Regions from separate parts of the Mus musculus genome. Here region 2 is linked to region 1. A link is a loop called in an ENCODE intact Hi-C map of the cell type or tissue named here. Cell type or tissue: heart. All regions are shown on one strand. Links, peaks and the distances in the headings refer to the core of each region. The heading gives the core; the rest is flanking DNA.

Evidence for each region. Hi-C counts contacts between places; a loop is a spot of excess contacts. Peaks named below come from ENCODE experiments on the same cell type or tissue, not always from the same donor. Only the 100,000 strongest peaks of a DNase experiment are listed, where the experiment ranks them.
Region 2: a loop joins it to region 1, with 3.0 times the contacts of the local background. A loop is called at or near these places in 6 of 42 quality-filtered maps.

The regions. Positions count from the first base shown.
Region 1 is chr5:35,027,262-35,042,656 of GRCm38, forward strand. It overlaps Rgs12 (regulator of G-protein signaling 12), which reads left to right. Exons shown (of 17, transcript NM_173402.2): 14 at 1,275-1,371; 15 at 2,750-2,829; 16 at 3,207-3,360; 17 at 4,610-6,334. The coding sequence ends at 5,190. It overlaps Hgfac (hepatocyte growth factor activator), which reads left to right and starts at 14,248. Exons shown (of 14, transcript NM_019447.3): 1 at 14,248-14,449; 2 at 15,029-15,203; 3 at 15,305-15,395. The coding sequence starts at 14,336. In heart, for the core only: no CTCF peak of the experiment used is centred there; DNase peaks (open chromatin) are centred at 7,787 and 8,730; H3K27ac peaks cover 613 bases.
Region 2 is chr5:34,927,599-34,942,993 of GRCm38, forward strand. No RefSeq gene overlaps it. Among named protein-coding and RNA genes, the nearest start is that of Rgs12, 14 kb to the right of the region's middle. In heart, for the core only: a CTCF peak has its summit at 6,056 (motif pointing right); no DNase peak of the experiment used is centred there; H3K27ac peaks cover 530 bases.

The sequences.
Region 1 (15,395 bases), core at 7,570-10,069:
CACGATGTGCAGTTTGCCAGGGCACAGGTAACTGCTGCTGTCACCTACACTGACACACCGGCAGTTTCACATGCACTTGCACACTGGGCTTGGGGGTGAAGTTGAGGAAGAGGGCAACAGGCCTTCCCTGTCCCTTCCTGTCTCCATGGACCAGTAGCTAGGATGGGGCTCTGGCCTTTGGCCTTGAGGCAGTGTGGACTCATAGTGACTTGGGAAATAGCATCTCCCAGAGCTTCCTCAAGCTGTTTTGGTATTTTATTTGTTTGTTTTTTGATACAAGGTTTCTCTGGGTAGAAACAGAAACTGTAGGCTGCCCTAGAACTTTCTCTGTAGATCAGGCTGGCCTTAGAGACACATCTGCCTCTGCCTTTACAGTACTGGGATTAAAGGCATGTGCCACTACCATCTACCTTGTTTTGGTATTTTTGAGACAGGGTTTCATGTAGCCCAGGCTACCCTTGAACTCCTTATCCTTTGCCTATATCTCCCAAGTACTGGGATTGCAGGCATACATCACTATACTGGGCTGTGATTTCTAGTATTCTTAAATTTTTAAGAAATTGTCCTCAGAATTGTTTAAAAGCTTTGAAGTAAACTAGAGGCACCTACTTAATTATGCACAGGCTCCAGCTTCAGGTGGCACTAGCTTCAGGTGTAACTCAATACCACTTCCCACTGTGAGCTCCAGTTTGGAGCTCAGAAACCTGCCTACAGAGACCAACCCAGCCTGGCACCCAGGGTGGATGCTCTCCTCTCCTCCTCTTTAGAGCTGGGGTAGTCACAAGGGCAGAGCAGAGCAAGGCTGCCTGAGGGAGGGCAGAGCATCTGAGCATCTAGAGCACCAGCCACTCATCCTAGAGCTAAGATGGCTTCCTGCTTTAGGGTTCCCAGCAGAGCAGTTTAGGGAACAGCATGGTGGTTTTAGGTTGGCCATCATGGAGACTATGAGCAGTGTTCAAGCAGAAGCCGGATGAAGAAGTTATTGGGTGTTGACACATGCGTACTGACCTTTTCTCTGGGGCTCAGGACTTCCCAGTTTGCCCTTGGACGTTCTGCCTCCCCTTTGAGTGACCTTTGAAAGACCTGCTCCACCAGCTTCTAAGGGTTCCATATTCCCACAGGTCAGCCAGGCTGGGTGACCTGACCCCGGGGCCAGCTGGATTGAGTCTCCATTAAGCCTGGGTTAGTCTTACTGTCAGTGGCTGGATTAAAAACAACTATTCCAGAAAGTTCCAATCTGGGTAAATGATTGAGTGCATCATCTCTGCCTCTAGAGCGGGGAGAAGGAGCCCCTGGATCTTGGTGCCCCTATCTCAAGTCTGGATGGACAACGGGTCATCCTAGAGGAGAGGGATCCTTCTCGAGGGAAAGGTAAGGCTGCATTCCCAGTGCCAGCACCCAGCCTGCTTCTCAGTTGTCCAGTAGTTGTTATATAAGCACACCACAGGCATGGGGCTGGCAGCTTTGTGGGACCCCTCACTTGGCAGTCTGCCCCTTATTTGCTCAGGGGCAACAGGGCTGGGGCAGGGGAAAGCCCCAGCTCCTCTCAGGCGGTGCCTGTCTGCCACTCCAGGATGTCTATGTGGCAGAAAGTGCTAGAAGGTGCTCTTTTCTTTAGAGGCTTTTTGTCAGTACAAAGCAGGGACCAAAGGCCTGTTCTGGGTCTCCTGCCTTTAATCCAGTGCCCTGTTCTGAGATTTCTCTCCAGATGAAACAAGAAGTGAAGACACTGGCGAGCATGGCCCTGTCCAGCAGGTCCTGGTGCTGGGCTCAGCATCAGGCCACTCTGTCCTCTACCAGTCCTTACATGCGGGGCTGAGTGGACCACACAACTCTGTCCCACCCAATACCTCAACAGCCACAGTCCTGGCCTGGGTCAGTCCTGGTCAAAGCCTCACACGCCTCCAAAGCCTCAGAGGCCCATACTGTTGAGGACACTAGCACAGGACACCTATGAGAGAGGCACTTCTGTCTCACAGCCCAGAGTACTTGACCAGGTCGGGAGAGAACTTCCTAATAGCTGCTGAAGAGGGGTGATCTGGGTGGAGATTCTTTATATAAAGTTATTCCAGATAACTTTAGATTTCCCCAGGGCTTGTGCCCAAATTACTCCTGAGGGCTTTATGTGAATGGAACCCCTGGGGCCAAGGGTGGAGCACACACATCCTACTGCAACTTAACAGATATGAGTCTGTGGCCTAGGCTACAGCTACTCCAGTTTTCACTTCCTTACAGGAAAGCCTTTCCCTTCCTTGGCCATCCTCCACTCTAGAAAATGTTGCACCTTGGCCCTGATACTGGGCAGGCTGAGCGCTATCTGCACAGCTTCTCAGCAGCTTCCTCCATGGCTGGCAAGTGAGCTCTCAGGGAAGCTGCAGACTTACAGGGTTCTGAGGACTAGGATTCTAGTAGGTCTGACAGTGGTCTTCAGGCTCAGTGCCACGGGAGCCAGTTACACTCTGACAGAGACAAAGGCAGGAGTTAATGTCACATTCTAAAGGATTATGTATAGCATATGGTATCTGGCTTCCCAATGTCCCAGAAAATGTACAGACCTCACTTTACCCCCCTGCTGCCCTCTCCCAGCTGTGTCAGGTGGGCAGCGGGACGCTTAGGCTCTGGCCTGAGTGTGTATGGTAGATAAGGGATGGAAAGAGAGGGCCTTTGCTCTCACAGAACATGCCAAATTGTGTTTATTGTCCAGAGGGCACTGTGAGCTTCTGGTCATAAGCTTGTCTCATGTGTTTAGTGTCCACAGACAAACAGAAAGGTGCTCCTGTCAAACAAAACTCAGCTGTGAACTCCAGCCCCAGAAACCACTTGGCTATGGTAATTCCCCTGATGCCTGCCCCATGCCATCGCTGCCCCACTCCCGTAGTGTGAACCTCTCGGGGATCCTTGTGCCTGTTGTCGCCCATCTGGCTGACTGAGGCTGTGCTCAGGATGGTTCGCCTCCCCCGTGGGTATTTCTCCTTGTGTCCCTCTGGGCTTTAGTCTCCATCTTGCTGCCAGCCTTTGGCTTTCTTTTGTCCTGAGTGGGTGGGTGAGCCATAAATGTTGTTATGTTAAACATTATTGGGATTAATTTTCCAAGTGCGTCTAGACTCACTGTTGCTGTCTGGGCCCCCAGGGCCTTCACCATACTGATGAGTGATATGTTACCGTGTGCTGACATGCAGTAGAACTTGACTTTCCTTCTGATGCAGGGAGAGGAGAGAACACTAGGCAAGTCTAACTCTATTAAAATAAGAGGAGAAAATGGAAAAAGTGCTAGGGATCCCCGCCTTTCAAAGAGAGAAGAATCTATTGCAAAGATTGGGAAAAAAAAATATCAGAAAATTAATTTGGACGAAGCAGAGGGTATGTGTACTTTTTAAAACTTCCGTGTTTTCCAGTAAATGCACAGTACAGTCCTTAAACCTGCTCTGCCCTGTCATAGCCTGGTCCTTGTTGCACCAATGCTGTTGGCATAACGTCACCAAAACCCCCATTATGAGCTGAAAGCCACAAGACCCACTGGATACCAGCAGCCTTAGCTGTGCTTTCAGCCAGTTCCCTTCTCCCATACCCCAGACCCTGACATGAGCTAGGGCCCAGCTTGGGTGGGGGCAGGAGCCAGGTGTGAGGGAGGAGGGCAGAGTCCTTGGCCTGAGAAGGCTGTGGATTTGCTGACCTATGTGGAGCACAGAGGCTGGAGGAAGGCCTGATCTGTCCTGACCCAGGATTTCTATAAGCAGTCCTTGGGACTCGGAGGCTGTAAGGGTGGGATGTGTCTCCCTTGGGCTTTCTGATCACTAAGCAGATGGAGGCTGTAAATTGTGTAAAGTGTATGCATTTCTAAGAACCACTAAGGTTGAAGATGTTGGACTCCTTATGGATCACAGATAGCCATTGGGATAGTTGAGAAACTTCAGATCCCTGAAGTGTGAATGATAAAACTGAGCCACATTAAACAGAGCCTGGAGGCACGAAAAGGCTCTAGAGCAGGCATGAGGAAGCCAGGCAGGTGCCAAGCCCTCAGTGCCCATTCTGGCTCATGGGCTGGGGTGCTTCGGGTAGGTCAGGGAACCCACTTCATGCCTCCTTCCCCTTAGCCCCAAAGCACTACTTTCTGTGCAGAGGCAATGAGCCTGGGAGCTATGTGGATCTCAGGCCCCTGTGTGCCACCCAGCTAAGACTTTGTCTCCACCTTCCACAGTGAGCCATCCGCTGGAGGGTCTAGAGTGCAGCTGGGCCCTAGCTCTGTCATCCCTATCCAACCATCACTTATACCTCAGAGTCATCTGAGCTCAGGGACATAGAGCTACATGTATGAACAAAATATAAACCAGAGTTCTAGAAGCATCCTACTGAGTGCTAGCAAGCTTGTCACCTACTAAGTAGAGGGGTGTTGTCAGGCCCAGGCCTGACTGTGATTTTCAGGGGGATTGGTAGCCAGACATTGGCCTCAGTTCTCTGGGTAAAGTAGTACTGTTGGCCTCATACCCTTGTTGGCTGCTAGTAGCAGCTCAAGGCAGCAGACGCCCCTAGCAAGAGAGAGTGGTCAGTGGAGGCATGCATGCATCTGCGAGTCTCTCAAATATGGTCATTGTGGGTTTTCCTCCAATAGAGTTTTTTGAGCTCATTTCCAAAGCTCAGAGCAACAGAGCCGATGACCAGCGTGGGCTGCTAAGGAAGGAAGACCTGGTGCTGCCCGAGTTTCTTCGCTTACCTGCTGGTTCCTCAGAACTTGCCCTGTCCAGCCCACCCCCAGTCAAGGGCTATAGCAAGAGAGCTGTTACAGGCCATGGCCAGGAGGGAGCAGCTCAGACAGAGGAGAGCTACAGCGACAGCCCAGCTACCAGCCCTGCCTCAGCCCAGAGCCCCTGCTCAGCCTACAGTCCAGGCTCCGCCCACAGCCCCGGCTCCGCCCACAGCACCCCTGGGCCTCCTGGGACCACCCAACCTGGAGAGAAGCCTACAAAGCCCTCCTGTGTCTCCATGGTGCAAGAGGGCACTACACAGGCCTGGAGGAGGCTATCACCAGAAATGGAGGCTGGGGGCATCCAGACTGTGGAGGATGAGCAGGTGGCTGATCTGACCCTGATGGGGGAGGGGGACATCAGCAGCCCCAACAGCACGCTGCTACCACCACCCCCCACACCCCAAGACACACCAGGACCTCCAAGACCAGGTACCTCCAGGTTCTGACTCTACACCTTTGACCTGTCCATGATTAATAAAGGGAACACTGAGGCAGGCCGCCCCTGCTCTACAGATTCTGTGGATTGAAATGGCCTGAGGAATGGCCTCCTTCTCTTATATTTGTGGGGCCTCCTTTGCCTTTTCTGAAAGGAAAGCAGGTGGCAGCCAAGGCTCAGTCTCCCAGGGAGGGTCACTGAGGCTCAGACAGATATTCCACGTTGAGCTGGTCCTGTGAATGTGCCATGGGAATGGTGAGCCACGCCCAGTGACCCCTTGTGAAGGCTCAGGTCTCTGAGTGTGGATCTTACCTTTAAAACCTGCTTGCTGCCACTTTAGCGTTTTAGCCTCAAGATGGAAAAAAGTAGTATTTGTTTTGAGCCAGTCAGCAAGGGTCCCGTGCTGACATGGATCAGGTTCTCAGCGTCAGCCTCTCTGTCCAGCCAGGACTCGCTGACTGCCCTCCACACTCGGTAGTGCTCACTGGCTGGCCTCACGCGCGTCCAGGCATTTCTCTTAGTGGAAGCATGAAGTCCCGTGGGTGTGAATGGGGACAGTGTGACCGAGTGTTAGGGATGCTACTCTAGTCCCACCCAAAACATTCATGATCCCACACAGGTGACAGGGCTCCGGCTGTGTTCAGTGTCCTCACAGTGACAGTGATGGGCCTTCCAGTGCATGTTGCTTATTGTTCCTGTCTGACGCCTTGGCTGTGATGCAGCAGGCAATGTGGCCGCCCATCTGGGTCCAGCTTCCTGGGCCTGGTCTTTTCAGGCCTCATGCATGTTTCATGTGCTCTCACACACCATGGGCTGGACTCCACAGCCCCACCCAGTGGGCATACACCCGATGGGGAAGCACAAGGTGCCATGAAGTGGCGCTGTGTGCATGCCTGGGCACCTCTGTCAGGCCACACCCTCCTTTCTGCTCCTTTGTAGCTGCCTGTTTACAGTTCTGTGTTCTGACTCTGTTCTTCCAAGAGAAATAAACTCTAGAGCTCACCACTGGACTGGCTGGAAACTCCTTTCTTCTTCACTTGAGGGTGGGTTTTCTCTTTAGGATTGAAGTACAGGCATGTTTCTACATCTTAACCATTTTAAAGAAATTATGTAGATCTACCTTAAACAACCTTTTTAAAAATGATTATTTAAAATTTGTGTGTGTGTCTTGCCTATATAGTTGTATGTGTTCTACATACATGTGTGGTGCTCTCAGAGCCCAGAGGAGGGTGTCATATCCTCTGGAACTGGAGTTAGAAATGGCTGGGAGCTGCCATCTGGGTACTGGAACCAAACCCCAGTTCTCTGAAAGAGCAGCAGCTTACACCCTGGGCCCTCTGTTCAGCCCCAGGCATTCTGGCTTTCAGGAGACCATTCATTTTACAGAGTCCCCTCACATGCCTGCCATGCACAGCTTTGTGGCAAGAACTCCAAGGGAACAGGTTTAAAAGTGGGACTAGACGTGTCCCTGCCATCTCTGCCTTCTGGCAGATCTTTCTCCCCACAGCTGCCTCCTACCCTTGCCTGGGCACTTCTCCCACAGAAGAGGTGAGTAGAACAGAGGTCCTGGGGTTGGTTCCTTGAGCCCCGTTCCCCTCTCGGGGAGGGCGTGGAGCCTCCTTCTCTCTCACTGTCTGGCAGCTCAGATATTGGTGCCATATCTGGAGTGTTAGTCACTGCTGTGGAGACCCAGGCTATGTAGTTTTACCCACTGGGCACATGGACAGTGGCACCCAGTATGGTGCCTAGCCGTATGGCCTTTGCTGGTATGTATGTCCTGGATGTGTTAATGGTGGAGCAGGGGCTGTACTAGACATCAAGAAAGTGACTCTGGTGTCCAAGGAGACAGGGATATTGTCTGTGGGCTTTGTCCTAGAAGAGGTGACAGTAGGAGAGGGACTGGAAGTGGGGGGATGTTGGCTGTAGCACATTGGTCATGGCTCTTACCAGCCCATCTCTAGCCTCACTGGAGGACTCTAGGTGCAAATGACTTGTCCCATTCCTAGGGGCAGTGGTCCCAGCATGGCTTCACTATTCAGCTTGCTTTCCAAATACCCCAGTCTGTATCTCTGTACCAACAATCACAGGGCTTCTCTGTGTGGGAAAGTGCCTTGTTGAGTCAGGCTGCCTATAGGAGCACCCTCATGTACCCATGTTAGAGTCCTTTCTGGACACTAAGCAGGGGGGGGGGCAACTGACTGCCACTTAGAGCTGCCAGCGTTCAAAGACCCCACATCCTTCCAGCTACTCCACTAATTCCATGAGAGAGTTTTTAGGGCTATGTTGGCCACCTCAGCACCATGATCCAGCGGGAAAGGCATCAAAATGTAGTTTACTGACTTCTAGACACTTGGATGGGTATGTATGTTTGTATGTGATACTTGCCTCTATGCAAATATCTCATGTATATTTGTGTCTTAATAGAGGAAATTCCAAAATACCCAAGTTCCTTCATGATAGGGAAAAGCAGATGATGTCTCCAGCCTGGGAGAACTTCCTACTCGGCCCTCTTGGCAGAATGCTCTTTTTTTCTTTTACAAGGACATTACAGGGGGTGCTGGGACCTGGGGGCCAAGCAGGAAGTTCCTGCAAACAAACCTGGAAATTGTCGACCACAGCTGTGAGTTAGTTGTTTTGACAGTCATTCCTGTCCACTGTTCTAGTACTATTTGCCAGCATGCCAACTTGCTGGGGGCTTGAAGAGGGCCTCTGGCTAGGGTGACAGTGTGGGCCAGCAGCCTCGGTCCCGTGCTGTACATCTCTCGCTTCCCATCCTGAGATGCTGTGGAGTTCTCTCCTGAAGACACTTTGTTTTAAGGAAGGAAAGAAGCTTTGCAGAAGTGAGCTTGTGGTGGTGGGGTCTGAGGTGCAAACCACAGAGCAGTCTCCTACTCTGACCATGGCGAGAGCCCCACCCCCAACCCAGCACTCAGCACCTGGAGTGCACATAAACAGCAGTAGTGTGGTGCTTAGGAAGGCTGGTCTGGTTCCCCCCAGGGACTGGGGTCTTCAGCTTCCTTTTTCTTTACGGTGGCTAGAGTTGGTGCCACTGTCCCACCTGCTCTCCTATGGTCCCTACCTCTGCCTTGCCTCATCCTCGCCCTCTGGTCACTTGACAGCACAGCCACTGGAAGCCAGGCTCAGGGTCTTGGCTAAGGACAGATCAGTAAACTGTCCCAGCTCTGGAAGGCCTGGTTCCTGAAGGGGGCTCCCAAGAAATACCAGCTTCAGGGCTACCAAAAGGCTGAGCCATGATCCCTTATGGAAGGGCCTCCACACAGCCATCCAGGGTCTTGTCGTGCCATGGTGGCTGTCTAGGGGCTACCAGCTCAGTTCCCCACTGCAGCTCTTCACCTTCTTGCCTACCCATCCAGAAGTAGCTGAGGCTTGGGACAGAGTCTTGTGACAGTTCATCACCCTGGAGGAAAAGATGTCGTGACTGCTGCCCTGTGGTCAGAGCCTGTCTGTAAGGCTTATCTGCCCACCCCAGCCTGGAGCTTGCTTCCCCAGTCCTGCATGATGTCACACTTCCTGAGCTTGGAGTGAGGGTGCAAAGCCTTGCTGGACTCAGGTTCTATCCAGACTGTTCGTAGGAGGCATTTCCTCTTTGGCAAGTTCCATCCAGTTCTATTCCCCAAGTTCCCAGAGCATCTCTCATGTCTTTAAGGAACACGTTTCCTGGAAGCCCAGCCCTCAGGAGGCATAGACACGCCCAGAACACATCACCCCTGGGCCTGACACTCTCAAGTTTGCTAAGTTACCAAGGAAGACATCTGCCAGGGGCCACTCCATAGCACGTCTGGTTCCTGGCCTTGTCCAGTGGTTAGTATCAAGTAGATCTCAGGTTCCTGTTGCTGCCCCAAGATCCTGTACCTGCTGTGCTACTCCAGGCCTGAGTTACAATGGCCTCACCTTCCAGCTGGGCTCACTTCTGCCCCCTTCTCCTCCTGATCTGCTCCACCCCACCCCATCCAGCACTGGCCTTCCCTTACCTTGCTGATTTCTTGAATGTCGCTACCCCAACATGCTAGCCTTGCTAGACGCCATCCTCTGGACTCCCCCACTTCTGTCCACTACTGTACCTTGTACCACCCCAGTACCTGCTGTGCTACTCCAGGCCTGAGTTACAATGGCCTCACCTTCCAGCTGGGCTCACTTCTGCCCCCTTCTCCTCCTGATCTGCTCCACCCCACCCCATCCAGCACTGGCCTTCCCTTACCTTGCTGATTTCTTGAATGTCGCTACCCCAACATGCTAGCCTTGCTAGACGCCATCCTCTGGACTCCCCCACTTCTGTCCACTACTGTACCTTGTACCACCCCAGCCATAGACGAGCATGACCCCAAAGCCCAGGATGTGTTTGTAGAGAAAGCCACTGTAATCTAGCCCAGCTAGACCCTGAGCTAGACCGGGGGTCATGAGCCAGAAGCAAGGCTAATTCTCTCCTGTGAGGAGCCAGGGATTAGCAGGCCCCTGTGGGCAGAAACACGAGGAATGGCCAGGACGGGGCCCTAGCCCCAGTCTTCTCTGTTCTTTCTTTCTAGGTTTTCCTGTGTTCATGGTTCACCTGTGCCTGGGTCTTGTGTCTCTTTCTTTCTAGGAGCACTTGGGGGCCTTGGCAGGAGGTCCTAAGATGGTGCACACAGTCCTAAGAGAATAGGGACATAGCTCAGGGCAGTATCCCTGCCCTGTGGAGATAGAAGGGGAAGAGGGACAGGCGACTAGGGCTGGACCCTGAGAATGGGCTTACCTTAGGGGCTCACCCTTACTCTGCTGTGTGCCATGGACCCTTAAGGATGGGCATGGAGGTAGGCATGGCCAGAGCAGGCAGCAGCAGCTGGGCAGAGAATGTCCACAAGTAAATGAGAGGCTTGGGAATGGCAAATGCCACCAGTGCCGACTGGAAAGCTTCAGGCTCCCAGAGAGTAGCTTAGGTAGTCCCTAGCCTTTGGGGCTCTGGCAAAGACCCTGCAGGGGAACTGAGTGTCCCAATAGGACAGGTTAGCCAAAGGCCATTGTGAAGAAGTGGCCCAGAGGGCAGGAAATGAGATGCTGGCATGGCCTTGCCTGGGTGCCTGAGAGTAATGAGAGCCTGAGGGAACTTGTGCCCAGAGGTGTGGTGTGGGCTGTGCTGACCCAGACTGGCCCTGCCCAGTGGCTCCTGAAAACCAGTGGGGTCACTCATTACTCCCAGCCTAGAGAGTTCTGTGGAGCCTTGGAGGGCAGGCTGGTCCTGAATGGTTGGTGTCTGAGTCACTGGCTGAGACTTGCCACATTCTCAGAGCAAGTCTAGGCTGAGCAGGCAGGAAGTATAAGGGGGCCACTCCTTGTGAGGTGCATTTCCTTGATCCCCCCCCAAATCTGTCCTGTTCCCTTCTGGGCACAAAGGGTTGCTTGAGGTTGGAGCCTCTTCCTGAGTGAGCATCCCGGGCTGGAGGGGACTGCTGGTCTCCTGTACCTGTGGGGAGTCGCTGCTTCTTTGAGGACCTGCTGGCATTCTACATAAATGCCCCAGTAGTGTCCAGTGTTGGAGTCGGATCCCTGTCTCTTTAACACATAACCGTCTTGATGCCATGCATTTGGAGTCATTGAGGTTTGATGACAAGCAGGATAGGTTGTGGATCCCAGCAGGCACTAGCAGGCTGGGAGAGAGTTCCAGTCTTAACTACACTGGGCACCCTGATACTGATAGCATCTGAGGTGGATGAGCCTCTTCCTGTGCCCTGGGACTTGTCACATGATGAGCTGGGGACTCTCAGCAGAGACATTATACCTCTGTGTTCAAGCCTGAACTCGCTACATGAGGTGGAAGCTACTTCTGGAAGCTTGCACCAAGGGTAAGGTGGGATACAAGGAGTCTTGGGGTCCACAAAAAAAACTGGGCCATAACAGACCCCCAATCCTTGTATCTGTTAGAGGACTTGGCACTGCAAAGGGAGCAAAATGTTCACTGTTAGTGGTAAGCCGTGTCTGTTATAGGGTGCATCTACCCCTTTGGGTTATCCTGAGCCCTCCTGGCCACACCAGTGCCACACTGGATGGACCCATCCCTCCCTGCTATCAGCCCTAGCCTGGAGTCCAGTATCCTCACTGCAAGCCTGCCAGAGAGAAGTCTAGCTATCACCCAGGAAGATGAGGAGGGCTAGCCACAAAGGACTTGGGGAGGATGCCCGACCCAAAGGGAACAACATGGACACAGTAGTGTCCATGTGGTAGGTGGGCAGAGGAGGCTGCAAGGCCCAACATCTGGTGAGAAGCCCCCCTATTGTGTGAGACCCCTGAGCAGTCTGACAGATGAAGCTAGGGTACCCGTGTACAGGTGCAGGGAAATCCAGTGACTTCCCTACAGTGTGTCTGAGGGCTGCCTAGGGCTCTCCCATCCTCAGAGCCCTGGGTCCCTTATTCATCACATCACAAAAGCCTGAGATTCATGAACCTCCCAGCTAGACTGTGGCACTGCCAGCTGTCAGAGCCACTCATCATGAGGTAACCAGTTAGAGGAGAATTGTCTGTGGAAGCCCCTGCTAGGCATGATGGCTGGCCCGAATGGGTGGACGGTTGGCCCTCTGACCTCCCCAGCCTTCCTATCCAGGTCCATGGCCTATGGCTGGAGATCACCTTGTCTGGAGTGGATTTGGTGTCTGTGCAGGGATGCTGGGGTGGGTTTCGGCAACCCAGGGCTGAGGCAAGCAGGTGACAGCTTCTCTTCTCCCCATGACAGGGGGCGGGGCCCGAGTCAGCGGAGGCCTCCCGGTCAACAGGATCATCGATGTGGACCTCGTTTCGGGTGTGTCTCCTGGGTGGGGAGGCAGCATTCTCGGGGTACAGCTGGGTCCAAGGAGGGTAAAAGCCAATGGACCCTCCTTACCAAATGGTCCTGGCCTGAGCACCATCCCAGGTGAGCCCACAAAGCCCAAGACCAGCACACACCATGCCACCTTTGTTTGAAGCTATGCTGGACCTGCAATTCCTACTGCTCCATGTACTGACTCCCATGCTTATATGGATGTTTGAGGAGCTCATGACTCTGAGACGGCAGGAGCCTGGGAAGAGCCAAGAGCCACCTCGGCCCCAATAGGAAGCCAGGAGCCAAACTAGGAAGTGAGGGGACAACTTCATCCCAGGGGCTGGGTTAGACACCTCTATAGCAGCCCGCCTTGGTGTTCAGACTTTGCCCAATAAAATGCTTCTGAAGACCTGCCATGTACTGCATTGTGCTGAGTGCCGATGTCACATGCCATCCTCTTGGAGCCCTTACCCCTGCAGATGGCCCTAGGAAGAAAGACTTCCAGAGAGGAAATGGTTCCTGGACAAGGGTGGCTGCACAGAGATAGCTTGGTGCTTGGGAGCTAAAGGATGGGATCGCCTCCCATCCTCAGATGTATGGGCTCTATGACCATCTTGGATACTGAGGCCAGCCACACCCCAACATTGTCCATTCATATTGTCCCTTGCAGATGACCTGGGGTTTTTGGACATCTGTGTCTTCTGTCTTCTCTGAGGTTGGCCATTGGTGAGGGTGGGGCTTGGTTGAGATTTATGGTGAGGTCACTGTGGTCTCATCCCTGCCCACTGTACCCACTGTGCCCAGTGGAGCCTTCCTGCCACTGGCCCTGCCCCTCTCCCTAGTCTCACTCAGGTGACCCAGGGGGCTTCTAGAGAGGGGACATCTGAACTAAAACCTGACTGTAGATAAGTTCTATAGGGAGGCAAGAGCCAGTGTGTCTGAGGCTGAGACCAGAGTGAATCTGGCTATAGAATGAGAAGTCCTGATATGGCAGGACATCAGTGAGAAGCAGGAGGGGAAGGACCACAGGGTGGTGCTGGGCTGAGCCTGTAAGACACACTGTCACAAGCCCAGGATGCCTGAGCAGAGGCCCCAACACTGATGGCCCAACTGCCAAGCTGCTAATCTTACATCTCTCCCTGGAATTGAAGATGGACTGGCTGAAAGGTTTCTCAGAGAGCGTCTTCTCTGAGGCACCTCATCATGCACATCCCAGCAGCAACATTTCCCAACACCCGCAATGTCCTAGCACTCATAGCATCTGCCTGGTACCCACTGTGCGCCAGCACCACTGTTTCCTCAGTACCACAATGCTCAGACACCACTGTATACCCGCACTTGGCCATGAACCACCATGCCTTTGGTACCCATCATGCCCCACCATGCTTCTAGCACCTACTTTGGCAAGCTTGGGTGCTGTTTGGCCATTGGTGAGGGCGGGGCTTGGTTGAGATTTATGGTGGGGGTCACTGTGATCTCATTCCTGCCCACTGTACCCACTGTGCCCAGTGGAGCCTTCCTGCCACTGGCCCTGTCCCCCTCCCTCAGGAATTGGAGAGATCCCAAGAAGACAGCTAGAGCTATGGGTATGAGGTGGCCACTCCAGTTTGCCTAGGGCCCCCAGTGCCTGCCTGGAGCCACAGGGAAGCTCTGTGTATAGCCTGCCCAACTGAAGGCATGCAGGCTATGCCCACAGGTAACCAGACTGGGAAAGCTTACTGGGGGGCTGCTGGTACCCAGGCTGTCTGGTAAGGATAGAATTCTGGGGGTCCTGAGTACCCCAGGCTTAGGACAAGTAGACAAACCAGCAAAGAGAGTTACTGTTCTCAGGCACTGGTCACAGCACTTGGTCCAGGGAGCAACCCTTACCTCTCTTGAGTTGTTATGTGGCAATGGGTAGAGGGGGTACCCTCCACCCTGTGTTGACATCTGTGGATTGGGGACTGTATCACCCCCACCATGAGTCAGTAGCTGGCTGGGAAGAACTGGAACCCCCAGGTTCCTGCATGCAGCAGGTCCTGTAAAGGGCTCATAGACAGGAGTGGCCAGCAATATGGCCAGCACCTGTGCCTGGGAGGCCTGGCTCTGACCTGCCCAAGTCACACTGGAAGACTTCCTGGAAGAGGCTGAGACTTGAAGGTTGTGTTGGGCCGAGGAGCAGTTGTAGCCTTTGCCAGAGAACAACAGCTGCCCCAGCAGAGCAGGCAGAGCTGTGGCAGCAGGGTGGAGCTATGGCTGTGGAGGAGCCTAACAGGATGCAGTGGGTGGCAGGGTTAATCATTATCATGTAGCCTTGACCCCACCTGCCCTGGCCACGTTCCCTGGCTACTCTGTTCCTGCTACACCTCACGCCAGCTCAGGAGGAGCCATGGGGCGACAGGCCTGGATCTCTAGCCTCTGTCCCTTACCCAGGCCATGTCCCTTCCTGCTGCTCCTGCTGCTGCTGGTGGTGCCTCGGGGGGCCCAGCCCCAGGCTGGCAGGGTGAGCACTGCCCCTCTCCCTTGCATGTGGCCAAGGGTTCTCTATGCACACTCGGTTCCTGGGAAGAGAGAGGTCAGAAAGAGGGCCCCAGAGTGAGCTAGGGACCCAGTGTGGTGGCATAGTGGAGTGGAAGTTGTCATTTTGCACTGAGATATGGGGTGCTGGGCTAGGCTGGTCTGTAGTGCTTGGGCCTGAACTTGTTAGGATCCTCTTGTTGCCACTGTGTGGCCCAGGCCCCGTGAGTGAGTGGGGGGGGGGGGTCCTGGGGCTTCTGCTGCATTCCAGTGTTTGAGATGGGGTGTAGGAGACCTCAGAGTGCTTCAGCTGTTCCTGTCCACCCCAGGACTGCCCCCCAGGACTGAATCTCAAGGACCAGGGTGACCTGGGGCCCTGTGACTCTTAAGTTAGCACATTGGATCACTCAGATTCAGAAGGAAAGGCCAGAGGAGGTCTTGGGGACACCCACTGCCTCTTGGACCTGCCCTAAGGAGTCTCAGGTCTCTGGTGTATCCGACTGGTGGAGTCCAAGTGTGAAGGACTATTCCACACTGACACCTTTGTGGCCCCTTGGGCTCCTAGAACCACACAGAGCCCCCAGGACCTAACGTTACAGCCACCCCCGTGACCCCCACGATCCCTGTGATCTCTGGGAATGTCAGCACCTCAACAGAAAGTGCTCCAGCAGCAGAGACTGAGGGACCCCAAAGTGAGAGGTACCCTCCTCCCTCCAGCAGCAGCCCCCCTGGGGGCCAAGGTAGGTGAGACACTGTAACAGGAAGGCAGCTAAAGAGGTGTGGGGCCTGGGTAGGGGTGGAGTACCCAGTGGGATGCCTGATCCCTGACACCCCTCCACAGTGCTCACCGAGTCTGGGCAGCCGTGCAGGTTCCCTTTCCGCTACGGTGGCCGCATGCTGCACTCCTGTACCTCTGAGGGAAGTGCCTACAG
Region 2 (15,395 bases), core at 5,114-7,613, 100 kb before region 1:
TGACTCTTACAGGAATGTGTGGATTTTACTACCAATAACAAATGTTGCCACTGCTTCTCTTAAGGAACAGGCCTGCTTCATGTCTCAGGAATATACCTACCAGTGCCCTGGCCTGCCAGTTTTTTTTTTCAAGGAATCTTTGTAAGCTGTATTTTAAAAGAGCACACACAGCTGCACACAGGCCTTTACTTGGTCAGCCCAACACAGACATGACAAAAGCCCTGCATTGCGCTGCCATTTCATCATCTCAAGGTCAAGACTTAGCCAGTCTGTCAGTCATCCCAGTGCCTCGTCACGGATGCTGAAGCAGAACGGGTGGCTCACCCTGTAATCCCAGGACTCAGAAGGAAAGAGGAAGAAAGGGAACATGCATATGACACATGGAAGGAAGAAGAGAAAGGTGCTGAATAAAATATTAATAAATGCCAGACACCATAACCAAGCATGGCTTCCTTAAGAAAGTCACTGCAACTGTGCTTAGATGTACTGGAAGAGGAAATTCTGTGATTATCTCTAGTCTCTCATGACTGTAAAACACAAAGCCTGAAGGAATTTTTTTAAAGATTTATATTATGTATATGAGTACACCGTCACCCTCTTCAGAAACAGCAGAAGAGGGCATCTGATGCCATTACAGATGGTTGTGAGCCACCATGTGGTTGCTGGGAATTGAACTCAGGACCTCTGGAAGAGCAATCAGTGCTCTTAACCACTGAGCCATCTCTCCAGCTGTAAAATCACATTTATAATAGCATCAAAAAATTACAGAGTTGTGCTGCTCATGGTGGCACAGGTCTTTGATCCCTACACTGAGGAAGCAGAGGCAAGCAAGTCTCTGAGTTTGAGGCTACCATGGTCTACATAGTAAGTTCCAAGTTAGCCATGGCTACATAATAATACCCTTCTTAAAAGGAGAAAAGAAGGCGAGAGAAAGAAATGGGGGAGAAGGAAGGGGAGGAGGAGGGGGGAGAGGAGGAAGAGGAGGAGAAAGAGGAGGAGGAGGAAGAAGAGGAGAGAGGAGAAGAAAGAAGAGAAAGGAGAATGAGGAAAAAGAGAAGAGGAAGAAGAAGATGACAACAACTTTCACGTTCCTTGAATAAATGAGCCAATGAAGGATCACTGTGGAACACACGAGAGAAGTCCAGCACAGACAGGCACAGGCTGTCCTCAGGTGGGGGGGGGGGATGAGAAAGGGAATCCAGATGCAATTCCAGTAGAGCCCAGCTTGTGGAGAAGGTGGAATCAACACCAGAGGTCTCACCAAGATGGAAGCTTTGGTGGTGCCTCCCACTAGGGGTAGTTGCCAAGGCTCTGTCATAGCCTGCAAGGAGCAGTCGGAGGAGGAGGCCCAGCTTGAAGCCCTGTTGATATTGTACAGGTTTGGCAGAAGTGACCCTGATAGTGATGAGCAGTGGCCCAGGTATAGAGGGCAAGATATGAGGCTGCACTGAAATCATGACCTAACACGAAGTTACTGGAGAGCAAGACTTAAATGTTAGTAGTAGAGACATTCATTCTAGAAGGTGTTTTGGAAAGAGGTAGAAACTTGGGCTCTCAGAGACTTATGAGCAGGGTGACTTGGAAAGTAATTTGGTTATTAAAGTAAAAAAGATCAATTATGACAGAGCTTTAAGCATCCAGGTGACATGGGTTGGACAAAGGGTGCTATGTAAGATAGACTTCTTTGAGGCAAGAACTGAAGCTTCTGGGAACTTGGTGGGAGGAGCCTGGGTAGCCCTGCTCTAGTGGTACCCATCCTGGCCCGGCTTCTTCTAGGGACCTCCATCTGAGCAGACACTGGGCCTGAGTGTTCCTGGTGGATTATTGTTCTATGGTAGTTGAGGAATGCTCCACAATCTCTACTTTGTGTTCTAGGACAAGCAGGGTCAAAGGGGAGGCTATGACGCACATAGAGACAGGGGGTCAGAGGGCTCTTGGTTGTGGGCATACAGATGCCTCAGGAGCTCCCATGTGCCCCCCCCCAACTGGCACCCATCCCTGGTACCTTACTGTGAAGTCATGGATCCATCAGAAGTTCCACACAACAGGACATGCCTGGTGCCCAGTTGTCCCTGGAAATTGCCACCTAGGGTTGCTCCAATTCTGCAATGGCTTGGTTCTTTTTGTACTTCACCTCCTAATCTTGTCCCACAGAGGCTCAAGGTCCAGTTCCCATAATGGCAATTACTACACACACTCTCCCAGTGGGTGCTTGCTTACCTGTGACCCTGCCATGGACTTACTTCCCCTGGTAGTTACTGCAATTGACCCAGGAGACCCTTCCTGAAGGGCTTCAGATGTGCTAGGTCCTGCCCTGGTACCAGGCTCAGAGGTGGGGACTGTGTCCTGCCCTCACAGAGACCAGAATGGCCCCATGGTTTATTTATCTAACTCCATAGAGTTTGTGTCTAGGTCTGCTCAGATTCTCCTTGTCATCCGGAGACCCTGCCCACAGCACTTTCTGACACTGTCAATATTCATTCTTTCCTACTTTATTTTGGGAAGCAATGTTCCTAGCTAAATCCAGTCACATGTCCCTCAGAGTTTATGATGACAGGCAAGATATCTGAGAAAGTTGCTGCAAAATATATGAAACAGCCTTTTTAAAAATGGACAGGCAGGTACTTTTTTTTCTGTCATTTTTCTGGTGTGTGTGTGTGTTGGTGGCCTTGGCATGAGCACATGGAGGTCAGAGGACAACTTGCAAGAATCAGTTATCTCCCTCTACCATGTGGGTTCTAGGAATTGAACTCAGGTTACCCAGCTTGGCCAACTGCCTTTAATCTGCTGAGCCATCTTGCCAGACCCTATTTCCAAATGTCCTCTCATTTCTTCACCAGAAAGAGTGAGGTGGAGGTGTCTGGCTCCCGGCTTTATAGCACTCGGAGGGAACTTTAAGGATGAAAGCCCTAGGGCACCATAGTACTGGTACAGAACTTAGCTTCGCTTATGTAAATGAGAAATGAATCCAAACTGGATCAGTATTGTTCTCATATCTGCCACCAAACACAGTTTTAACAGGAAGTAAAAATTGAAAATAGCCATTTCAACTAAACTAAGCACAGAGTTGGCTCAAAGGACAATAACAATTGAATAGGGAGCCCTGTGGGGAGGCTCCACTTACGGCAGAGCTGTCTTGGGGGAAGGGTGATGGACAGTTATCATTGCCCAAGCAGATACCTACACACAGAATGATAGAAGAACAGAAACAGCCACGCACAGAGCCTCCTTGCAAATCAATAAAGTTCACTACGGGAGATGGCTTTGTGCTGAACGGTCATTCTGCCAATGAGGCTGACGGGTAAGGCTTCTTCTCCACAGGATAGCCGTGCTCTGCCTCTGCCTCTGCCTGAGAACACAGGCTTGGTCAGAACCTGGAGCCTGTCCTGCCTCAAGGGACAGCTAACATAGAGAGAGCATCACTGACCATGTAGCATCCAGGGCATGGGGCCTTGGGAGCCGGCAGACCATGGCATCTGACCTGAGCCTTAGGGATGTGAGAACTGGATGCTCATTCATCAAGGCAGCATCATGGCTGTGAGGACAGCAGAAGGGAGCCATGGCCTGGCATCAGAGAGAGGGAAGGCATGAGGAGCCTCTTGAGAGAGGGATTTAGGTTCCCAGACCCAACACTGCAGAGCAGGAGGGAGGGCAATGGCCAGCTGGGGACAGGGAGGCATGCAGGGTCTTCAGCAGAGACCACACATGTCTGCACATGGCAAACCTTCAAAGGGCTTCAAGTTGTAAGTTCTCCAGGCATGGCTGGAAGGGAGGCCAGTAAATCAACCAGAACTGGCTACATTCCGTGGAGACTCACTACATTAAAAACAACAACATCCCCACCACTACCACAACAAAACAAACAAAAATAAAAGCGTCCATTAAAGGCCTATCTGAGAAAGAGCTTCTGTAAGTTTCTAGAACCTTCCCCATAATATCATGTTTACTCCCAGAGGGTTGGATTGTGATATATCAAGGCACCCCACCCCACCCCTATTCAATCCTGTCCTCAGTGCTGGGAGAAGGCTGGTGTCAACCTCTCATTACAGCCCACCTACTCAGGGAGCCAGGCTACCTCCTCAGCGGCCTGGGTTCCCCACAGCCTATTGATGCCGGAAATTTAGATTCCAACTGTGTGCTGCCCCCCCCCTCCCCTTCCTGTTTCCTTATTCAAAGAACTTTCAAGAGACTTTCCAAGTTCTGCTCAGGAACAGGGCAGCTTCCTGGGGCACCAGCTGGCATCTCGTGCAATTATCATTAAATTACAGAGACAATTTTAATTTCACAATAATTAGAAATATCAACTGCAGCTCCAGCCTTCGAAACTAATGGAATTTTAATGGGCAGCTGCTTAGGTTACAGCCAAAAATAGTAGCGCTCAGCCGGGCAGAGCAGCTGGAGCCAGGGCCCTGGACAGGAGGCAAGCAAGGAGGAGCTGAGTACCTGGGAAGAACCTGGGGTTGGCTATGGGGGTGGGTAGCCTGATTAAACCCTAAACAACTACCCTGAAGGGGGGAAAGGAGCCTCCGGAAATGGACCTGCATTTAGGACTTTACAACCAAGTGTATGTCCCTAAGATACAACTTAGAGCCAGGCTTCAATGTTTGAATCAACGTCTCTGGCCCCAGATGCTGCTCTCTGGACAGGCCACTCCACAGCCATGCCTTAGTGCCTGGACTGTCCTGGGCCCCAGGAATCACAGTGCAGGGGTAGGATGGATCCAGAGCGTGGATCCTGAGACGCCATCCTGACCGGAAGTGGAAGTAAACAGTCTCTTGTTGGGCAGAAGAGACTTTTGATACAATCAGAATTACCTCATTTGTTTTTCTTTCATGGAGAAAGCTTCCTGTGTTCTTCAAAATCTTCACTGAGGCCATGGAACTATTTTCCCACATCTGATCCCAGAAACTGTAATTGTGTTCAGGTCTCGGATCTACCTTGCATTCACTGCCGTGTGTTGGCATTGAGCTATTTTCCTGTAGCACTATCCTGTTCTAGGACTATTTGTTTAAGACTGTTTCCTTCCTCTATTGGCTTTGTTAAGAAGGTTTTTTGGAACAAAGGCGAGTGTGTTTCTAGGCTGCAGTGAGGGCATGCTCCCTACTGCACGTGCACTGGACCTTGTCAATCCAGCTTCCTGGAGACTTGAGGTTGGGTGGCAAAAACATTCAATCTTTCTCTCCTGAAAATCAGGGTTTGCTATTTTGTATCTTTTGTACGTTTATATAGCTTTTAAATCACCTTGTCAATTTCTGTCTTTAGAAAGTTTGACTGAGTTGTCTTTGACTCCATAGAGACCTTAGTAAAAAGACTCTTTTCTCCCCTCCCTCCCTCCCTCCCTCCCTCCCTCCCTCCCTCCCTCCCTCCCTCCCTCTAACCCACACTTTTGACAGATCCTTGCTCTGTACTCCAGGCTAAGCACACTCATGGGTAAGCTCCCGAGTGCTGTGTTTTCACAGGTTGCATAAACTGTTTGTACTCTTCCACTCTCATCACCCAGGCTCTGGGATCTCTGTCGGTCTCTGTGCTCTTCCTCCCATCCCCTCCCGTCTTCTTCCTCTGCTCTCATCCTTAGTTCCTTCCCTGCGATCTCCTCTCCTTCCCCCTTTTCCTTCTTCATTTTTTTTGACACAGTAGCCTAGGCTGGCCTAGAGCTTTTAGTGATCCTCCTACTCCTACCTCAGCATCTGATTGCTGGAATTATATGTGTCAATTACTACACTGATTTTTATTTTTTTTTATTTTATTTTATTTTATTTTATTTTATTTTATTTTATTTTATTTTATTTTGAGACAGGATTTCTCTGTATAGCCCTGGCTGTCCTGGAACTCACTCTGAAGACCAGGCTGGCCTCGAACTCAGAAATCTGCCTGCCTCTGCCTCCCAAATGCTGGGATTAAAGGCGTGTGTCACCACCACCCAGCTGATTTTTAAAATTTATGCAATTCATTGCAAACCATCTTTTCTCATATAAACCATTAAATTCCTTTAAAATTTGTGTGTATGTGAGAATCTGACCTGAAAGTATGGCTATCACATGCATGCAGTACCTGTAGAGACCAGAAGAGGGCATAGGATTCCCCAGGACTGGAGTTAGAGACAGTTGTGAACCACAGTATGGATGATGGACACCAAGCCCAGATCCTCTACCAGTGCTCTTAACCACTGACCCATCTCTCCAGGCCCACATCAACAAAAAATTTAAATTATAGCATTACCTGTATAAGGACTTTAGTTGTACATAATTAACTTTAATATAGTATGTCTTTTACTTAAGATATATTTCTAATTTCTCTGTGATTTCTCCTTTGTCCTATGTGTGCTACTTTTATTTTTTGTTTTTGGGATATGATTATTGATTTCTAATGACTTCTGTCCTTTTAAAGTGAGTACAACTGATGTTATGATCTGGTCTCTGTCCTCACTTGGCAAATGATTTGTGTGCACTTGAAAGTAACACACGGGCTGGAGAGATGGCTCAGCGGTTAAGAGCACCGACTGCTCTTCCAGAGGTCCTGAGTTCAATTCCCAGCAACCACATGGTGGCTCACAACCATCTGTAATGGGATCTCATGTCCTCTTCTGGTGTGTCTGAAGAGAGCAATGGTGTACTCATATAAAATAAATAAATAATTCTTTAAAAAAGAAAGAGGGAGAAGGAAGGAAGGAAAGAAAGAGAGAGAGAGAAAGAAAGGAAGGAAGAGAGAGAAAAGAAGGAAGGAAGGAAGAGAGAGAGAGAGAGAGAGAGAGAGAGAGAGAGAGAGAGAGAGAGAGAGAAAGAGAGAAAGAAAGATTCTAGCTGTGTGTGGTGATTCACACTGTAACCCAAACACTTGGAAGGCACTTACCTGGCATGGCTTAAACCAACTCATGTTGTTATCAACCCCTACCCTTAAACTGTATAAAAAGTGTGTGCCTAGGAGTTTTGGGGTCGCCTCTGCCCCAATTGCAGGATGACCCCAATACGCCAGATCAATAAACCTCTTGCTTTTTGCATCGATCTCTGTCTCTGTGTTTCTGTGAGTGGGACATCCTGGACGTAAGGCTAGTCAGGTCTTACACCTCTGCTTCCTGAGAGGCTGAGCTTGTCCTGACTAGATCCTGACAAAGCAACAAGATCCTGACATAGTGGGGGTGGGGGATGGGTTCCCCCCTTTTTAAGTTCAGATTCAAAAGTAAACATTGGACCTTTATCAGAAACTTGTCTTGGTCTCATCCTTCTCTCCCATCCATCCCATACAGCCCCAGCTTTCCTTTCAGGAACCCAGTTCTCCATAGCTGCTGGTGGCTACAGGCCGGGGCTGCTACCTCTTTGCATACTTTCTGACTTTTCGTTCCATGGCAGATGCTGGAGATGAGAAACCAGGAGGCCTAGGTGGCTCTGTTGGTGTCTTTGCCTCCTGTTCCACAGAAGCAGTCCTTTTTCTGGTGGACTCGTCAGTGTTTCACATGGTGCTGTGGCGATCTCCAAATGTCTTCTCTATCATTAGCTTTGCCTCTCCTTGACAGCACATGGGGTCGGGTAGCTGAGGACACTGGCTGTGTGGACCAGTTGCTTCTTCAGCCAGTTGGCATGGGGACGTGCGCCATGCCACGCTACTTTGCTTCGCTTCTCCACTCTGCTGTGGAGACAGAAACCCAGTCTGCTGAAGCAGGCAAAAGAGGGCCTGGCCCTGCTCACTAGACTACTTCTCCACTAGGAAGTCCTGTGTAGTTGCTATGTGGGCCTTCAGGGGAATAGGTTCCTCTCTCTCCCCTGTTCTGCTCCACACTGTACATTGGAAAGAAAGTAAGGTCCTGTCATTTTCTACCTGTGATTGTCTCAGAGGTGCAGCCTGTGGCTGACTAAGCATCTTCTTGCTGTGACCTGGACCATGTAAGCAATGAATCATTTTATTCAAAAGGATTCAATTACATATTAAAAACCAAATAAATGTGGCTGTAGAGACAGCTCAGTGGTTAAGAGTACTTACTGCTCTTGCAGAGAAACCTGGATTCAGTTCCCAGGGCTTACAAGGGAGCTCACAAACACCTGTAACTCCAGTTCCAGAGGCTCGACCACCCCTGGCTTTCTCAGGCGCCTGTACACATGTGCTGCAGATAAAGTCACAATACTCATAAGTAAATAGAAGCAGTCACAAGAAGGTTGTCAGTGGAGGCAGTGATCTTGACTTCATGGCCTCGGGTCAAGGAAAAGATGTGTAGGCCAAAACTAGGCTGGCACCTTAAAGCTTTATGTGCCGGGTCCCCTGCAGAGTTTGACTCTGTTGTGTGGAGATGTGGCTCTGGGGTTACAGTAAGTCAGCAATAGCAGTTGGCAGGCAGGCTCTGCAGGTGCCCAAAAGGTGGGACATCTCTAGTCAACATGTGTCCTCTGTTTCTCTCGCCATTCCCAGACCCACAGAGGGAATGGCCACCCAGTGCTGTAAGAGCAATTAGACAGGGTTGAGATGCACAGCAAGTGGGAGGAGATGCAGCCACATAGCTCCTGAGAGATAAGTCCTGGCTTCGGAAGAGCCCGAAGTCCTGTTTCAGTGCCCTCCGTTTCTGTCACTCAATGCGCTCATTGCTGTTGATAGCACTAGCCAAGGCTTCCTCAAAAAGACAAAGGAACAAGAATAAGGGTGACAAATGTAAAGTGTCTTTTTAATTGGAGAGAGAATAGCATCTACCTCTTGGAAAAACCTTCTTGAGACATAGACAAGGGAGTGGAAATGTCTGCATTCTTATGAGGGAGATAAGTCTCATCAAAATGATCGCCAAGGCTTATGCACGGACTTCTCTCTGCTGTTTCCCCCCCACCTTGGTTTTCTCTGTGTAGCCCCGGCTGTCCTGGAACTCACTTTGTAGACCAGGCTGGCCTCGAACTCAGAAATCCTCCTGCCTCTGCCTCCTGAGTGCTGGGATTAAAGGCGTGCGCCACCACGCCCGGCTTCTCTGCTGTTTTTAATGACTGGAGTTCATTAATGATCTCCTTTCTTAGAAGAGCATTTCAGGGACCGGAGAGGTGGCTCAGTGGTGAAGAGCACTGTCTGCTTTTGCAGAGGACCCCAGTTCAGTTCCCAGTACTGACATGGTGGTTCACTATTATCTGTTACCTCCATTTCCCTCTTCCTGCCTCCACGGACCTCCACACACTTGGCACACAGATATACATGTAGGCAAAACATAAATAAATAAAGCGATTTATCTTTAATGTCTCAAAGGCAAGGCAGGGTGGTATATATACATACCTGTCATCCCATCAACCAGGAGGCAGAAGCAGGAGAAGCAGGAGTTCAGGGTCATTCAGCTACAAAACAGAATCTCAGCACTGGCACATCTGAAGGACGATTTCAGGCACATCGTGTTAGGCACACTGTGTGGGTCTTACACGCAGTAGTGAGCTATTGTGCTATATGTCATAATGGTTTCTTTTTTTTTTTTTTTCGGAACAGGGTTTCTCTGTGCAGCCCTGGCTGTCCTGGAACTCACTCTGTAGACCAGGCTGGCCTCGAAATCAGAAATCTGCCTGCCTCTGCCTCCCAAGTGATGGGATTAAAGGCATGTGCCACCATGCCCAGCCGTTATAATGGTTTCTATTAGAGCATGCACAGGCAGTAATATTTTCTGTGATAACCATGTCACTGGCAACCTCATGATGGGGGCTGACCATGATATACAAAATGAGTCTCTTTCCCAGCTATAAACATTTGCTTGAACAATTTAATTGATGGTGTCGCTGCATCTGCTTCAACCGGGAAAAGCTTCTCAAAATGGAAAATGGAGCACAGATTATGAGGGAAATGTGGAACTCTAACAGCATAATTACTGGGTTTGCCGAAATGAATTCAGAGAAAGTTACTTGGGGAAGCAAAGTCCAATGCTGTTGAATCCAGTGGGTCCCGCATCCACTCATCTGGCCAGCCGACCCCACAGTAAGACATTAGTTCTAATGTTTTGCCATTGGTTCATTAGATGAATATAGATAGATTTAAGGTTTGTTTGTTTGTTTGTTTGTTTTTGCTTAGTCATTTTAAAGGAAAGGCTTATTTGGTTCATGGGTTGGGAGGTCGTCTTTTTGGGACAGACTGGCTCCATTGCTTTTGAGGTGGAACATGGTGGTGAAAGGACAAACGTGATAGAGGAGGTTGCTCACCTCATGGCAACCAGGAGACAAAAAGAGAGAAGGTAGGGGCAGGAGGCATGTCTTCCTAAGGCACACACTACCAGAAACCTACCTTCTCTAACCAGGCCCCACCTCCGTTTAGCCCAGTCAACTACAAATGCATCAGTGGAGCAACCAATAACCATCATGGCTATGGTGCCACCGTAGAGCATCCGTGAGGGCAGAGACAAGCTGAGGGGCTTGAGGGACTCATCGTGAAAATGAAGTACACTCCCTCAGCTAAATAACTCTCTTATCTGCAAGAGGGTATGATGATCTGCAGTGCAGGAGATTGAGGCCCCACTTGAAACTAAACCCACCTGGTCTCTTGCCTGTCCTTGCCAAGAACACAGATCAAGGAAAGAAGGGGGTTGGGGGGCAGAAAGAGACCAAGTTAAGGTTTGAGCCCTCAGATCCCCTTGTGAGTTTTCAGTGGTCATGGTGTGCTGTTCTGTTGCTTCTTTCACCCCTCGAAGGTCCTAGGCTCCACGGGCACACATGTTCTCACTTGCTCTCAGGTACCTATAGGAGTTCCTGTGGAAGGATGCTTTGCCAGGTGATGGGCCACAGATGAGGGTTACATTGCCTGACACCCCAGCCATGATTCCCACACAGTGCATTTTCCACAAGACTGGTCCCCTGACTGAAGGTAGGGCAGGTAGGTGCTCATCTCTCTTTCATTCAAAACCCTCTATACACAACCTTTTCCAAACAGTCAGCTTGGCCAGGGCTGTGTCCCTGTGCAGGGACCATTGGTTTCTTTGGGAAGGCTCCGGACCCTGTCCTGGGGTATGGGAGGGAATAGGCTTCTGGGTTTTCTTGTCTCTGGGGACTGCACAGGGCATGGCTTTCTTTGTCTATCTCCCATCAACCCCCAGCTTCACTGTAAAGGGAGTCCTAAAAACACAGCTAGCCCAATATGGTTGGGCTTTGCTTGTCACAGTCAAACCTCCCTGGCTTCACTTCAGGAGCTAATGAGGTCTGCTATCAAAAGGAGACATCTGTGAATATGGAGAGCTCAGATGTAAAAGATGCTGTCCCTGTCCCTCCTGGAGTCCTGGTCACTCATGAGGCCCACAGAATAGAGAGAGGTCAATCATCTAGTTTGTCAGACTTAGGGGTTCTCAGGAATGTTGGCAGGGCCATGCCAGACCTGGGAAAACCGGATGCTCAGACCTTCTGGATAGCATGGATTTAAGTCCTACTGCCATCTGCTTCCTAGCTTTAAACCCTACAGGGACTGCTCTCACCACTCCAGTAAAATCAATGTATGTAAATGTGCATATCAAGGGACCTCACTGGAGTCAAAAGGTCTGTAGTTTGATGAGATGATTAAGGTTGACTCTAGAGTGTGGGGGATACACACTAGGAAGGGGAGAGTTGTCTGGACCAAAGCACTAGTCCCACTTCAGTTGACCTTGGTGACAAGGAACAGAAAGAATAAGGACTTACAAAATGGATCCCTCCAGAGGACCTCCTCCTGGAAAAGGAATGTCATGCAGTCTGTTTATAAGGCATCTGAGTCCATACAAGCAGGATCAGAACCTCTTGGGTTTCCAGCCTTCCCTGTGCAAGCAGAACAACTCCAGTCCTACATTCATCCCCCCCCCCCCACATCCAGTTTTAACCTCTAGGCTGTCTTAAATCTTTAATTTCTACTACATGTATCTTCATGTCATCCCTAGGAATCTCTAGGTTTAGTAACCAAGGTAATACAGAATGTTCTTGGGGTCTCCCCTTATCCCCAGATATGACATCCATACACCAAGCTCATATAGTCCACTGATGGGTAGCTCCTGCACTGAGCTTGAGGTTGCATTGAATGTCCTTACTGTTGCTTGGAGCATCTTCCCTTATTAGTTGGATCTTGTCTTGGAAGGCTCTAAGGACAGTACCATTAGGAGGGAGTGGGAATATGTCCCTGGGGGATAGGCTTCATCCTGGTTTGGGAGGCTTTAAATTTAGTATCGTTTAAATTGAGATGTGGAGAAGACATGTGGGGAAGAACTTAGGACACATGCATTTATCCTTCCCAGAAAGTAATTTCTGACTTTCTGAGTTTTCATAAGGCAAGGATAGACATGTATGTCTCTGAACAGTTAAAGTTATTTTGGGGGTAAGCTTGTCCATTCTGCTTGGGCACTGTTGTTAGCAGTCTTCTTTATTTAGGTGTAATGTGTCAATTTCTTTGAGCTGTCTTGAACCGTGCTTCTGGTGGTGAACAGTATTTGGTTCCAACTTGTTTTCCTTTCAGACTTAAAAAAATAAATAAATTAAAACGATATGTTTATTTTTTCTTATTTATGTACATGTGAGTTTGTGTATAGCATGCATATATCGGAGCCTATGGAGCCCAGAAGAGAGATGTTTTGAAACTGAATTCAAAGGCAGTTGTAAGCCACCTGATGTGGGTGCTGGGAACTAAATCCTGGTCTTCTATAAGAAAAAATAAGTACTCTGACAGCGAGCCATCTTTGAGCCTTTCTTTTCTTTCTAGCTCATTCAGTCCCCGAATTGGAAGGGATGGAGTGGGAATTCGAGTGGGCAGGTTTAAACAAGGAGGCCTTGGAACCTAAGAGAAAGCCAAGACGAAGAGAGACCCATCACATAGTTTTTGACAAAGTGGTCCTTAGTGTCCATGGTGGGAATGTCATTGCTCCTTTACTGGTTCGGTAGCTCATTTCATGAGGAGCTGTGTAAATTCTCAGCTAGTATTTGGTCCAAGAAAGTTTAGTCTCTAGGGTTGGCACAGTGCTTTGTCATTTAAGGAATCTCATTCATATTATTTCAACTTTACCTGAGGAACGAGGGCACCAAAGCATATGGTAATCCCGGTTAGTGTCTGTATTGACTAGTCTTATGTCAACCACAAGCTAGAGTTATCTGAAAGGAGGGGACCCTGATTGAGAAAGGACTCTATAAAATTGGGTTATAGGCATGCCTATAGGGCATTTTCTTCATTTACTGATTGATGGGTGGTGTTATCCCAGGGCTGGTGGTCCTGGGTTCTAAAAGAAAGCAGAGGGAACAAGCTAGTGAGTGACACCCCTCCATGGCCTCTGCATCAGCTCCTGCCTCCAGGTTCTTGCCCTGTTTGAGTTCCTGTCCAGACTTCCTTCGATGATGAACAGTGATTAAAAATAAATAAACCTTTTCCTTCCCAGTTTCTTTGGTTATGGTGGTTTATCACAGCCACAGTACCCTTAACTAAGGCAGTACCCAAGTTTCTGTTTTGTGTTAACTCAAATCTCAAGACCAAATGCTAAGAATGTTATTACGCAGTTGCCTGTAGCACTGGGGAGGAGGGACATGTCCACCAATCAGTGAGGTGGTTCACAGTAACCATTAGTCATTAGTAATCCTAGGCAAGACTTCCAATACCTCAGCAATTAGTTCCTTGTGTATCAAATTCTTTCCTTTTCTGTTAATTAACCCCATTCATGTTCAGATTTTCCCCAAAGTATGAAAGTCTGGAGCAATGGCTCAGTAGTTAGGAGTTCTCATAGAGGACCCAGATTTGGTTTCCAGCACCGGTGTCTTAGCCAGCAACCATCTGTAACTTCAGTTTCCAGGGGATTCAGTTTCCTCATCTGACCTCCTCAGGAACCAGGCACACATGCTCACGCACACACGCACACACACACACCACACACACACACCAGGAAAAATACCTAAATGCATTGCATAGCTGGAGTCATTATTATACCTCCTCATTTATAAGGGTCTGGTTTAAAGCATATAATTCAAATGTCTGGGGAAACCAGTTCTTTGCCATTCAGCCACATTCAGTATTTTTTTAATTTAATTCTAGCGATCTCAGAATACCTATGATGTCTTTCCCCTGAGTTACACAGAAGGACCCATCTATCCGGTGCTGCTTCCTGAAGAAAGGGATCTTGCTCATGTTAGGACAGACAAATCAGTCAAATTTAAACAACAATGTTCTATGAGCACAGATGGGTCCCTGGGCTCGGGAATTCTGCAGGGATGTTAGTGGCTAGGATGAGATCATCCTTCTCAGGAGGAATAGCTTTATTCTTCATGTCTTCTAATCATCTCCCAGCCGTCTGCTGTGGGCTTCTTTACTTGGGGAGCAATGCACACAATTGGACAGCTGCAGAGGTTTCTTTTCAGCCATCTTTCACGGGGGCTACAGATTGAATGCATTCGAGCCATGCACTGGGTCTGACAACTCTGACGAGTCGGCTGTGGTAGTCTTTTCCCATGACCCCGAGAGGGCTCCACGCACACCAGCTTTGTCTTCGCTTACAAAAAGATGAAAAGGCTTTTCCAGAGAGGACAAGGCTGGTGCTGGGGCAGGCACTCATTCCTGCTTAATTCTATGGTCTTAATTTCCTTTGCCTCCTCCAGCAGAGGCTGGGGTTCCTAGTCTAGGATCTGTGTGCAAGACTTTGGTTTGACAGTGGAGGCATCAAGCCAGAGTCTGCAGCACCCTATTAGTCTCAAATATTTAAGTTCTTTCTTGGTTTGGGGCCTAGGGTGTAGACACGAGTGCCTTGTATCCTAAGAGGAAAAAAGTGAGGAGAGACCCACAGTACAGTTTTTGATGAATTGCTCTTCAGTCTCAGTGGTGATAGTGGTAAGAGACTTCAGTGAACCCCCCAGGAGTGTGGTCTGGCTACACTGTTACTTTCTTCCAGTCTCTTGATCTTCCCATTCAAAGGCAAACAAATCCCTACATTCCTCTGCCAAATACAAGCCCAAAAATCATCTTCAAGGTTTACTACACTGAGCCATTTTTGACCATAAGGAATCTCTGATAAGAGGGTGGAGGTGTTTTGGGACCACCACTCTGAGCCATTTGGTTTATAGCTTCAAATCTTAGACTAGTGGATTAGTCTGCTCTCCTTACAGAGAATATTGGGGTGTTGTCTTGGGGTTCGGAGCCTCCATCCTCAGGAAGGCTGTTGCTAATTGGAGTCAACCGGACTGGTGAGATGACTCAGTGGTTAAGAGCACTGACTGCTCTTCCGAAGGTCCTGAGTTCAAATCCCAGCAACCACATGGTGGCTCACAACCATTCGTAATGAGATCTGATGCTCTCTTCTGGTGTATCAGAAGACAGCTACAGTGTACTTATTTATAATAATAATAAATAAATCTTGGGCTGGAGCAAGCAGGGACTGAGTTGGGGGGGGGGGGAGTTGACCTAAGAGAGCAGAGGTCCTAAATTCAATTTCCAACAACCAGATGAAGGCTCACAACCATCTGTAAAGCTACAGTGTG